2 separate regions of the Homo sapiens genome follow, and region 1 is linked to region 2. A link is a loop called in an ENCODE intact Hi-C map of the cell type or tissue named here. Cell type or tissue: breast epithelium. All regions are shown on one strand.

Region 1 (5,000 bases), 840 kb after region 2:
CGCGCGGAAACAGCAGGGCTATCTCAGTGCAATCCTGGTTTTGTATTCAGAGCCTCCTCTGAGTGAGTGCCAGGGCGCACCGTGCAAGGAGCCTGGCTTTGCCCACTGCAATCCCGTGCCCTCACCCTAGTCTTTTAACCTCTCACGACTCAGGTTCCTCATCTGTGAAATGGAGCTGTCTTCTTTGTGGGGTTAGTGGAAGCAATAAGCGAGAAGTGTGTCCACACAGGCCCAGCCTTTCTGGGGCCTCACTGTGACCAGACACTGCGCTTTGGACTAGGGGATGGGATGCGACTTAGGGGAGCTGCGGCCACCTGTCTCTGGAGGCTGAAGTCTCCCTGCGGACCACCCTTCCTCAGGACCACCCTTCCTCACTTGCACGTCTCCCCTGCAGTCAGGACTCGCCTGCCCCCACGCCAGGCTCTCCCTAGTGGATCAGGCTGTACAACCTGGTTTGTATGAGGAAAGGCAGCCGCTGGGGCCCCAGTGCAGCAAGAGAGGGGAGGAGGAGGTGTTCAGAGGGAAGACCCCTCCCCACCCCCGTTGGCCCCTTGTCTTCAAAGGAAGGGCGTGACCTTTCTGCCCCCCAGACCCACCCTGAGGGTCACTGTGGCGGTGAAGCCTGGTGCCGGCACTTGTGCCCGCCCTCTGACTTGCAGTGTCCCGAGACATATTCAGGGGAGCCAGGTATTCAATCAGCAAGGCTCCCAACAAGATGGGGTGGGTGGGAGAAGCACCCACAATTCTCTAGAAGGCTTTCAGGGCATTCTTCACTAAAGAGACACATTGGAGTCTGGAACCCCTCCCCTAGCAGGGGGACACCTCCAAGCTGTGCTCAAAACTGGGACAGGATATTTGGGTTGGAGTGTTCTCCGTCTCTGCCTCTCTGTCTCTCTCTCTCCCTTTCTCTCTGTCTCTCTCTCTCTCTCCCTCTCTCCCTGTCTCTCTCTCTCTCTCTCTCTCTCACTCTCTCTTGCTCTCTCTTTCCTCCTGTCTCTCTAAAGGTCTCCTTTCCTCTAAGGGCAAAGCAGCAGCTGTCAGGTCCTTAGAGCAGGATCCCTGGTTGGTGCAGGCCCAGGGCCAGCCCCTGGTCCCGGCCTTTCTTCCCCTGGGGGATGAACAGTGAATGCAGCCGCCCTGGGAGTTGGGCGACCTGCGGGGCTTGGAGGGAAGGGCAGGAGGGCCCAGGGCTGACACAGCACGCCTGGCTGGGGTGGGGGCAGTGGTGTGGGTGGCTGACCACATTCCTGGGATGCCGGGCTGCAGGGCTGGGCGGCTGTGTCTACACCTGTCTGCCCCTGTCGGCTGTGAGCAATGCAGCCAGGGACAGGGCAGCTAGAGCCATGCTGTGGTCTGGCCAGTGGGCCAGGCACGTGAGCTGGTTCATGCCCTGCTGCACCAACAACGTTCACCTGGAGAGGTCAGTGGCCTCATTGAGGGGAAGAAGGGCTCTGTCCCTAGAGTCTAGCAAGCCTGGGCCATGGTCTGTGGGGCTTGTCAGGGTGACTTCACCTCTGTGAGCCTCAGTTTCCCTCCCTGGAAAGTGGAGCATAACATGGGTGGGGTCCCCGGTGCTGGCCTGCAGAGCCCTGGGAGACGTGTGGAGTACAAGCCCCATACGCTAGGCCAAAAGATCCGCAGACCAGGCAGCTTAACTGATAGAAATGAAAGTCCAAGATCAAGGTGTCAGCAGGGCAGGCTCCTTCTGAGGCTGCGGGGAAGGAACTGGCCCAGGTTTCTCTCCTTGGCTTGCAGGTGGCCCATGCCTCTCCACATCAGCTTCCCTCCCATGCGGCCTCTGTGCCTGAACTTCCTCTTTTAGTAGGACTGCGGTCATATTGGATTAGGGCCCACCCTAATGGCCTCCTCAGAACTTGGTGACCACTGTAAAGGCCCTATCTCCAAATCAGGAAATGTTCCGGGGTCCTGGGGGTTAAGACTTCAACACAAACATCTTGTTGGAGGGGGGTTGCAATTCAGTCCACACCCGCTTCCCTCGTCTCACTTCGTCCAGCACTCAGCACCCTCTGGCCCTGCCCTTAGCTGTGGGTCTGGATTTCCCATCTCTTCCACGGTAAGCCCTGTGAGGGCGGCGTCTTTATCCCATTTGCTGTTACACCTGCAATTCCTGGGGTGCCGGCTTGTTCTCATCATTTAGCAGACCATTGCTGAATGGCTAACAAATCCAGGATACAATTTGTAGGTGCACCAAGCCAGGCAAGGTATCTGCGTCACCTGCCCGTCAGTGGCCCCAGGCTGGGAAGACCCCTTGGGTCATGCTTGGACACTCTGCACCATGGGCAGCCAGAACTCCTGGCCGAGTGGTCAGCGGCCGCCACACCTTGCTGGAGCAGAGGCACCCCTGCCATCCCACAGGCAAGACGGACCTAGCTCGGTTTCCCAACACTCTGTTGAGATGGGGCTGCCCAGAAGCCCACACAAGCCCACACCTGGGGGAATCCCAGCCCCACGTTCTGGTTCAAGTCGCTGCTGGTTTGGGTTCAGAGCCCAAACATGAGCTCCTGCTCTTCTTGGTGTGATCTGAGGCTGTGGATATCCTGAGAACATCTGTCTCAACAGAACACCTTCCTCCATGTTGCCTATATCCCAAATTCACTCCCAAGTGGCTTTTGTCTGGCAGATTCCGGTGGATTATGCAAAGAGGGACTGCCAGAGAATCTGAGCTGTTGGAAGACTTCTGAAACGTCACTGCGGTGGCGGAGGCACTGCCCCGGGGGGACAAAAGTCTTGTCTCTTCCTCCAAATGTGGAGGATCAAATTAGAGTTGACTTGTGTGTTTCCAAACCCGTTGTCGTCCCAGCATTCAACTAATTTGAAGATACCAAAAGCCTCAGAAGAGGGTGGCAGAAGAAGAAAGGGACAAACACAAAAGGGGAAGGACAAGAGGGCAGACCGTTAAAAAAAAAAAAAACCTACAAGAATGCAGTTTGCTCCTGGGTGGACCCTCCCACCCCGTGCCTGCCCCGAGCTGGCCCCTGACCTGTGCCGGCAGCTCAAATTCCTAACATCTGGCCCAGGGTAAGGATATGGGCAACTCTTTAAGGAAGCGTGTCCTCGCTAGGTGCTGATCACTCACTCCAAGGGACTTTGCTCCTGGATGCCCAGGCTCAGAGAGGGCTGTGAGCCTCCCATGGTCACACAGCAGCAGTCCAAGTGCCTGGGGCAGTCCGATGCCCACATCCCCCTTGAGGTCCCAGGTGAGGGCATGGTCACAGGATGCAGACCCCTGCCTGGGTAGGTCTCTGGTCTTCTATGGCACCTACTTGTAAGCCTCCCCAGCAAGTTCAATGTGGGGCTCCCAGCACCGGTCCTTGGGATTTGGGGGTTCCTTGGTTTCTTCTCTTTTCTCTCTACCCTTCTTCTCCCTGGGTGACCTCATCTGTTCCCCTGGATGAGGTGTGGTCCCCTCCTCAGTTCAATGCTGGGAGCCCTGCACTGAACCTGGAGGGAACCAGCAGGCTCTAGGTCCCGACTTTTGGAGTAGGGCCTGCCCCTTCCTTCCTGCCCCTTTCTCTAGGGAGTGCTGTGAAGGGTGCATTTGGGCCCTGGGGGCCCATGAGTTTGGGCCTCCAGGATAGCTGAGAGCACGTGGGCCTGGCCTGCCCACTCTTCCTGAAGCCCCCCAGCTTCGCCCCACTCCTGGGCCCTGACCAGCCTCCTGCCTTTGCCTTTGTCTGGCCTTGGGTTTCCCAGGCAGTGGCAGCTTTGCTCTTTTTCTCGCAGGTCTCAGGTGTCACCTCTTGAAAATTCAAAGGAGGATCCTTCGAATTCATGAACCAGCAACCTCCCAGGAGGTGGGTCTTCCCACCCTGCACCATCCGGCCTTAGGAATTCAGTCTGGAGCCCTCCCTCCCCAGGGCCTGGGGCCTGGAAGTCGGAGCCAGCCAGAGCAGGGAAGGGTCGGGCCCTGGAAATCCAGAGTGGCCTGCCTGGGCCGGGGTGGGGCTGGGCATGGGGAGGCGTGGGTCCTGTCGGGGTTGGGACCAGCGCTCCAGCTTCCCTAGCTGATTTGAGCATTTAATTTTAATTCCACAAATAGAGAAAAAGAAAGAAAACTCCTGAAAGTCGCGGCAGATCCTCACGGCTCTGCAGATGTCCTGCGGAGGTTGAGCCTCTGCACTTTGGCCTCAGCTGCCCAGGTACCAGTCTCAGCTACTGTCACTGGCGGTGTGGCCTGGGCAGCCATGTCCCCTCCCCAGGCCTCAGTCTCCCAGTGTGTCAAATATCTGCCCCGTCTCAGGTCTCATTCTGCTGCTTCCCCCTTGTGATCATACCCTGCCCCTCCCCACTCCCCAAGGACTTCTTGGCCTTAGCCCACAAACCTATGCAGGTGGTTCCATCAGAGACTGTCCCCCCCAGCCACCCCAGCCCTCATCCTAAGTCCCATGCTCCCCTCCCCTGCAGGAGGCCACTCCGTCCTCCTAGTACTCTCTTCTCCCAGCATCTCCAGTTCTCCACTGCCCGCTTTTCCTGCTGCCCCACTTGCTGGTCCCCTGGAGTCCCCCAGACATCATCGCTCCTGCAGTCAGCAAGGATTTGGTGGGTGCCTGTTGAGGGGGCCGCTCCTCTGGGGCTGGAGTGCAGCGATGCGTGAAACATTATGATCCCTGATCGCCTGGGGCTTCTGGTCCCATGGGATTTGAGGGTTCCTTGGTTTTTTTCTCTTTCAACCCTTCTTCTCCCTGGGTGACCTCATCAGTTCCCATGGATTGAAATATCCTTATGCCAATGACTTCCAAATTTGTCTCTTCAGCCATGACCTCTCCTCCAAACTCTGGACCCATATATCCGGCCATCCACTTGACATCTCCCTTTGGGGTCTCCCAGACATGTCAAGCAGATCGTGTCCAAGCTGGTGTCCAATCCTTTCCCAGGCAACTCAACTCCCATCTTCCCCATCTCAGTAAATCCCACTGCCACCCCTCCACTAGCTCCATCCAGAAACCTCTACAATCTCCTTGCTTCTCCCTGTCCATATC
Region 2 (5,000 bases):
GTGTGGTGGCACGCACCTGTAGTCCCTGCTACTCAGGAGCTGAGGTGGGAGGATCGCTTGAGCCCAGAAGGCAGATGCTGCAGTGAGCTGAGACTGCACCACTACACTACAGCCTGGGCAACAGAGCGAGACCCTGTCCCAAAAATATACACACACACACATCCCCCACACACACACAGGCCGGACACGGTGGCTCACGCCTGTAGTCCCAACAGTTTAGGAGGCCAAGGCAGGAAGACTGCTTGAGCCCAAGAGTTCAAGACCACCCTGGGCAACAGAGAGACCCAGTCTCTAAAAACTAAATACACACACACACACACACACACACACACACACACACACACCTAGACACATACACAGAAAAGGTCTAGAAAATACGGAAAGGAGCACAAGAGACACATAGGACATGATAAAAGCCTAATGTATATCACACCATTGCACTCCAACTTGGGCAACAATAGCGAAACTCCATCTCAAAAAAAAAAAAAATGCCTAATGTACACAAAAATGGAGGCCCTCTGAGTGAAGATGAGTGGAAAATAGGAATATTTATAGAGAGAAGAGCCAAAACTTCCAAAATTGATTAGGAACCAGGCCACCAATACAACAAATACCAAGTTTTGCTAATGCCTGAAGCAAAGAAAATGTTACAAGCCACCAGAGGCAGCTTCAAATCCTGGTGTGAGGAATGAGTAGATGGTGAGATCTTGCTGTGTGTCTGATTAGTCCTTTCTCTGCCTTGCCTGTTTGAGCTTCAGCAGAATTGAAAATGGCTGGCAGTAAGGCTGGGAAGGACTCCAGAAAGGCCAACAAAGGCAGCTTCCCACTCACAAGAGAGCCAATTTGCAGTTCCTGGTGGGCCGTATTCACTGACACCTGAAATCTAGGACAATCAGTCCTGGACGTGTGGGCGCGACTGCCGCTGTGAATAGCACAGCCATCCTGGAGTACCTCACCGCAGAGGTACTTGAACTGGCAAGAAATGCGTCAAAAGACTTCACAGTAAAGCATACTACCCCTCATTACTTGCAACTTGCCATTCGTGGAGATAAAGAATTGGGCTCTCTCTTCAAGTCTACAATTGCTGGTAAAGGTGTCATTCCACACATCCACAAATCTCTAATTGGGAAGAAAGGACAACAGCAGACTGTCTAAAGGCTGCCTGGATTCCTTATTATCTCAGGACCCTAAACACTCTACCAGCTGTCCAGTGTGGCTGATTCCAGTGAACTATATCTCTGTGAAAAACACAATTCTGCCTTTCTGTAATTCTACTTGAGCAAGTTGGAAGTTTAATTAGCTTTCCAACCAACAAATTTCTACATTCAAGTCTTAACCATATTTGTTACTGTGGCTTCAAAGAAGCTATTGATTCTGAAGTAGTGGGTTTTGATTGAGTTGACTGTTTTCAAAAAACTGTTTGGATTTTAATTGTGATGGAGAGTTATAGTAACAAACATTTGGTTTTGCACAAACATTATTTCCACTCTGGTGGATAAACTCAGTAAAAGTCATATCCTCTCCAAAAAATAAAAATAAAAAGCAACCAGAGGGGAAAATAAAAAGAAGTATTACTTCAAATGGGACAACAATAACACCAAAAGCTGACTTGTCAAGAAAAAGGAAGCGAGCTAAAAAAACAATGAATTCGCTGCTACAAAATGGTGCAAGGAAATGACCACGATCCCAGTATTCTATACCCAGCAAAATCATCCTTCAAAACTGAAGGCAAATTGGGCACAGTGGCTCACACCTGTAATCCCAGCAGTTTGGGAGGCTGAGGCAGGCAGCTGCTTGAGCCAATGAGTTTGACCCCAGCCTGGCAAACATGGTGAAACATCACATTTAAAAAAAAAAAGGCCAGGCATGGTGGCTCACGCCTGTAATCCCAGCACTTTGGGAGGCTGACGAGGGCAGATCACCAGGTCAACAGATAGAGACCATCCTGGCCAACATGGTGAAACACCTTCTCTACTAAAAATACAAAAATTAGCTGGGCGTGGTGGCACGTGCTTGTAGTTCCAGCTACTCGGGCGGCTGAGGCAGGAGAATTGCTTGAACCCGGGAGGCGGTGGTTGCAGTGAGCCAAGATCACATCACTGCACTCCAGACCGGCGACAGAGCGAGACTCCATCTTAAAAAACAAAACAAAACAAAACAAAACAAAAACTAAAGGCAAAATAGAAAATTTTCAGGCAAACAAAAATGACAATTCATTATCCACAGATATGAACTCAAAGAAATACCGTAGAAAGTTCTTCAGGGAAAAGAAATATAGGCTGGGCGCAGTGGCTCACATCTGTAATCCCAGCACTTTGGAGGCTGAAGCAGGCAGATCACTTGAGGTCAGGAGCTTGAGACCAGCCTGGCCAACATGGTGAAACCCAGTCTCTACTAAAAATACAACAATTAGCCGGATGTGGTGGCATATGCCTATAGTCCCAGCTACTCAGAAGGCTGAGGCAAGAAAATCGCTCAAACATGGGAGATGGAGGTTGCAGTGCGCCAAGATCGTGCCACTGCACTTCAGCCTGGGCAACAGAGCGAGACTCTGTCTCAAAAAAGAAAAAAAGAAAAAAAAAAAACAAGAAATATAATCCCCGGCAGAAACATGAAACAACAATAAAGAATGAAGAGCAACAAAAATGGTAACTAAGAGGATAAATCTAAATAAACATTAACTGTACAAAATAATTATGATACTGCAAAAGTATATCTAAAATTAAAGTACATAAACTTGTAAGATGCAGCTAAAAGCGTGTAGTGGCTCACGCCTGGATCCCATTGTTTTGGGAGGCTAAGGGGGGAGGATCACCTGAGGCCAGGAGTTGAAGACCAGCTGGGGCAATACAGCAAGACGCTGTCTCTATTTTTAAAAATAAATATAAATTAAACTGAAATATATAAAACAATGACACAAAAGGTAGGAGGGAGTTAAATCCAGTTCAAGTATCTAAGGACTTGACCCTGGGAGACACAATGAGACTGTGCCTGGAAAAAAAAAAATATATATATATATATATATATATCTCAATCAAACAAAAAAAAAGCAAAAAAAAAAAAGTAGAAATTAATGCAATAGAAAACAAATGTAAGTAGAAAAAAATGTAAAGCCGAAAGTTGGTCCCTTAAAAGAACTTACAAAATTGACAAACCCCCAACAAGACTGATTAAGAGATAATATATGAATTACTGATATCAAGAATTATTAAAAGGGAACATCACTACAGATCTTGCAGATAATAAGGATTACAAACCACTTTAAACTTACAAATTGGAAAGTCTGGGTGGCCTGAACAAATCTCTAGCGGGGAAAAATGCTTTATCTAAATAGACACATGAAGAAATATTCAAAATCCTACATCTACCTATAAAATTAATTCTAAAATTTTTCCTTCTCACAAGGAAAACCCTGTACCAGCTGGTTTTGCCAAAGAATTATTTCAAACATTTAAGGAAGAAAACACAAATTTCGTAGGAACTCTTCTAGGGAGTAGAAAAAGAAGGAATACATTCCACCTTGTTTTAAGAAACCAGCATAACCTTGATACCAAATCCCAACAAGGGTACTGAAGGAAACTGAAATTATAAGTCAATCTTTCTCGTGAATATAAATGCAATAATCCTAAACAAAATACTACCAAATATAATCCAGTAAAAGGAGAATACATCAAGATCAGGTTGGAATTATTCTACAATTGTAAATTTTTTTTAAAAGGGAGGTGCTCTTTCTCAGGAGCTCCTGAAGTTGCTTCCCCAGGCTACAAACAATATGCAATTAAAAAAAAAAAAAAAAGCAAGGCGCAGTGGCGTGCGTCTATAATTCCAACTACTTGAGAGGCTGAGGTGGGAAGATCACTTTAGCCCAGGAGTTCAAGGCTACAGCGAGCTATGATGGTGCCACTGCACTCCGGGCTGGGTAATGGAGCAAGACCCCATCTCAAAAATAAACAAACAAAAACAGTTAAATTCCCACATAACAGAAAAATCACATGACTGTCTCAAAAGATGCAGAAAATCCATGTTAAGAAATTTAATACCTGCTCATGGTTTTTAAAAAACTCTTGGCAAACTAAGAAGAGGAGAATTTTTACATTTTGATAAAGAATATCTACAGGGCCAGGTGTGGTGGCTCACAGTGGTAATCCCAGCACTTTGGGAGACCAAGGTGAGAGGATCGCTTGACACCAGGAGTTGGAGACTAGTCTGGGCAACCGAGTGAGTACCCTTTTCTTAAATTACCAGATCTCAAGACAGACTATATCTATGGGAATTTAGACATTGTGCTATTTGTGCAAAGATGACAAAAAGATCAAAGGAGCAGAAGAGAGTCCAGAAACAGACCCACACACTTACAGTCACTGGACTGAGATGACACTGCATGTAGTACACTGGGGAAAGAATAGTCTTTTAAGAAATTATGCAAGGTCAACTAGATATCCATTTAAAAAAAGAAAGAGAGACTCTTGGCCCCATCGCATACCATAAACAAAGTCAATTTCAGATGGAAGATTAAAAAATAGTTTTTAGAAGACAATGTAGAATATCTCATGAACTTGACCAAGCAAATTTCTTAAACAGGACACAAAGAGCATTAAACATTACTGAAAAGATGGATCAACTGGGCTACATTAAAAATTTTACACTTCTATGTATCAAAAGATACAACTGAGAGAGTGAAAAGGCAAACACAAGAGTCTAAAAACAATCTGTCATGCACATATGTACTCAGAATATAGAGAAAACTCCTTCAAATCAGTAAAAAACAAAACAGACAACCCAATCAACAGATGGGCAAAAGATAACCGTTTCACAAAAGACATCCAGGTGGCCAGTGAACACAGGTAGAGATGCTTTACCTCTGCATGTTCCTGGCCATCAGGGAGCAGCAAATTCAGACCATACTGAGCCACCTACCAGCTAACAGCCACCAGAACAGCTAAAATGTAAAGACCCAACAATACCAAGTGCTGAAGAGCATAGGAGCAACTGACTTCTCA

Evidence for each region. Peaks named below come from ENCODE experiments on the same cell type or tissue, not always from the same donor. Only the 100,000 strongest peaks of a DNase experiment are listed, where the experiment ranks them.
Region 1: a loop joins it to region 2, with 16 times the contacts of the local background. A loop is called at or near these places in 1 of 110 quality-filtered maps.

What each region holds. Positions count from the first base shown.
Region 1 is chr11:69,433,489-69,438,488 of GRCh38, reverse strand. It overlaps LINC02952 (long intergenic non-protein coding RNA 2952), which reads left to right. Exons shown (of 2, transcript NR_186235.1): 2 at 1-2,932. Among named protein-coding and RNA genes, the nearest start is that of LINC02952, 9.0 kb to the left of the region's middle. RefSeq lists enhancers at 603-1,434, 3,097-3,926. In breast epithelium, no CTCF peak of the experiment used is centred here; a DNase peak (open chromatin) is centred at 2,720.
Region 2 is chr11:70,275,067-70,280,066 of GRCh38, reverse strand. All of the region lies in intron 2 of PPFIA1 (PPFI scaffold protein A1), which reads right to left. It also overlaps the pseudogene H2AZP4. Among named protein-coding and RNA genes, the nearest start is that of MIR548K, 6.4 kb to the left of the region's middle. In breast epithelium, no CTCF peak of the experiment used is centred here; no DNase peak of the experiment used is centred here.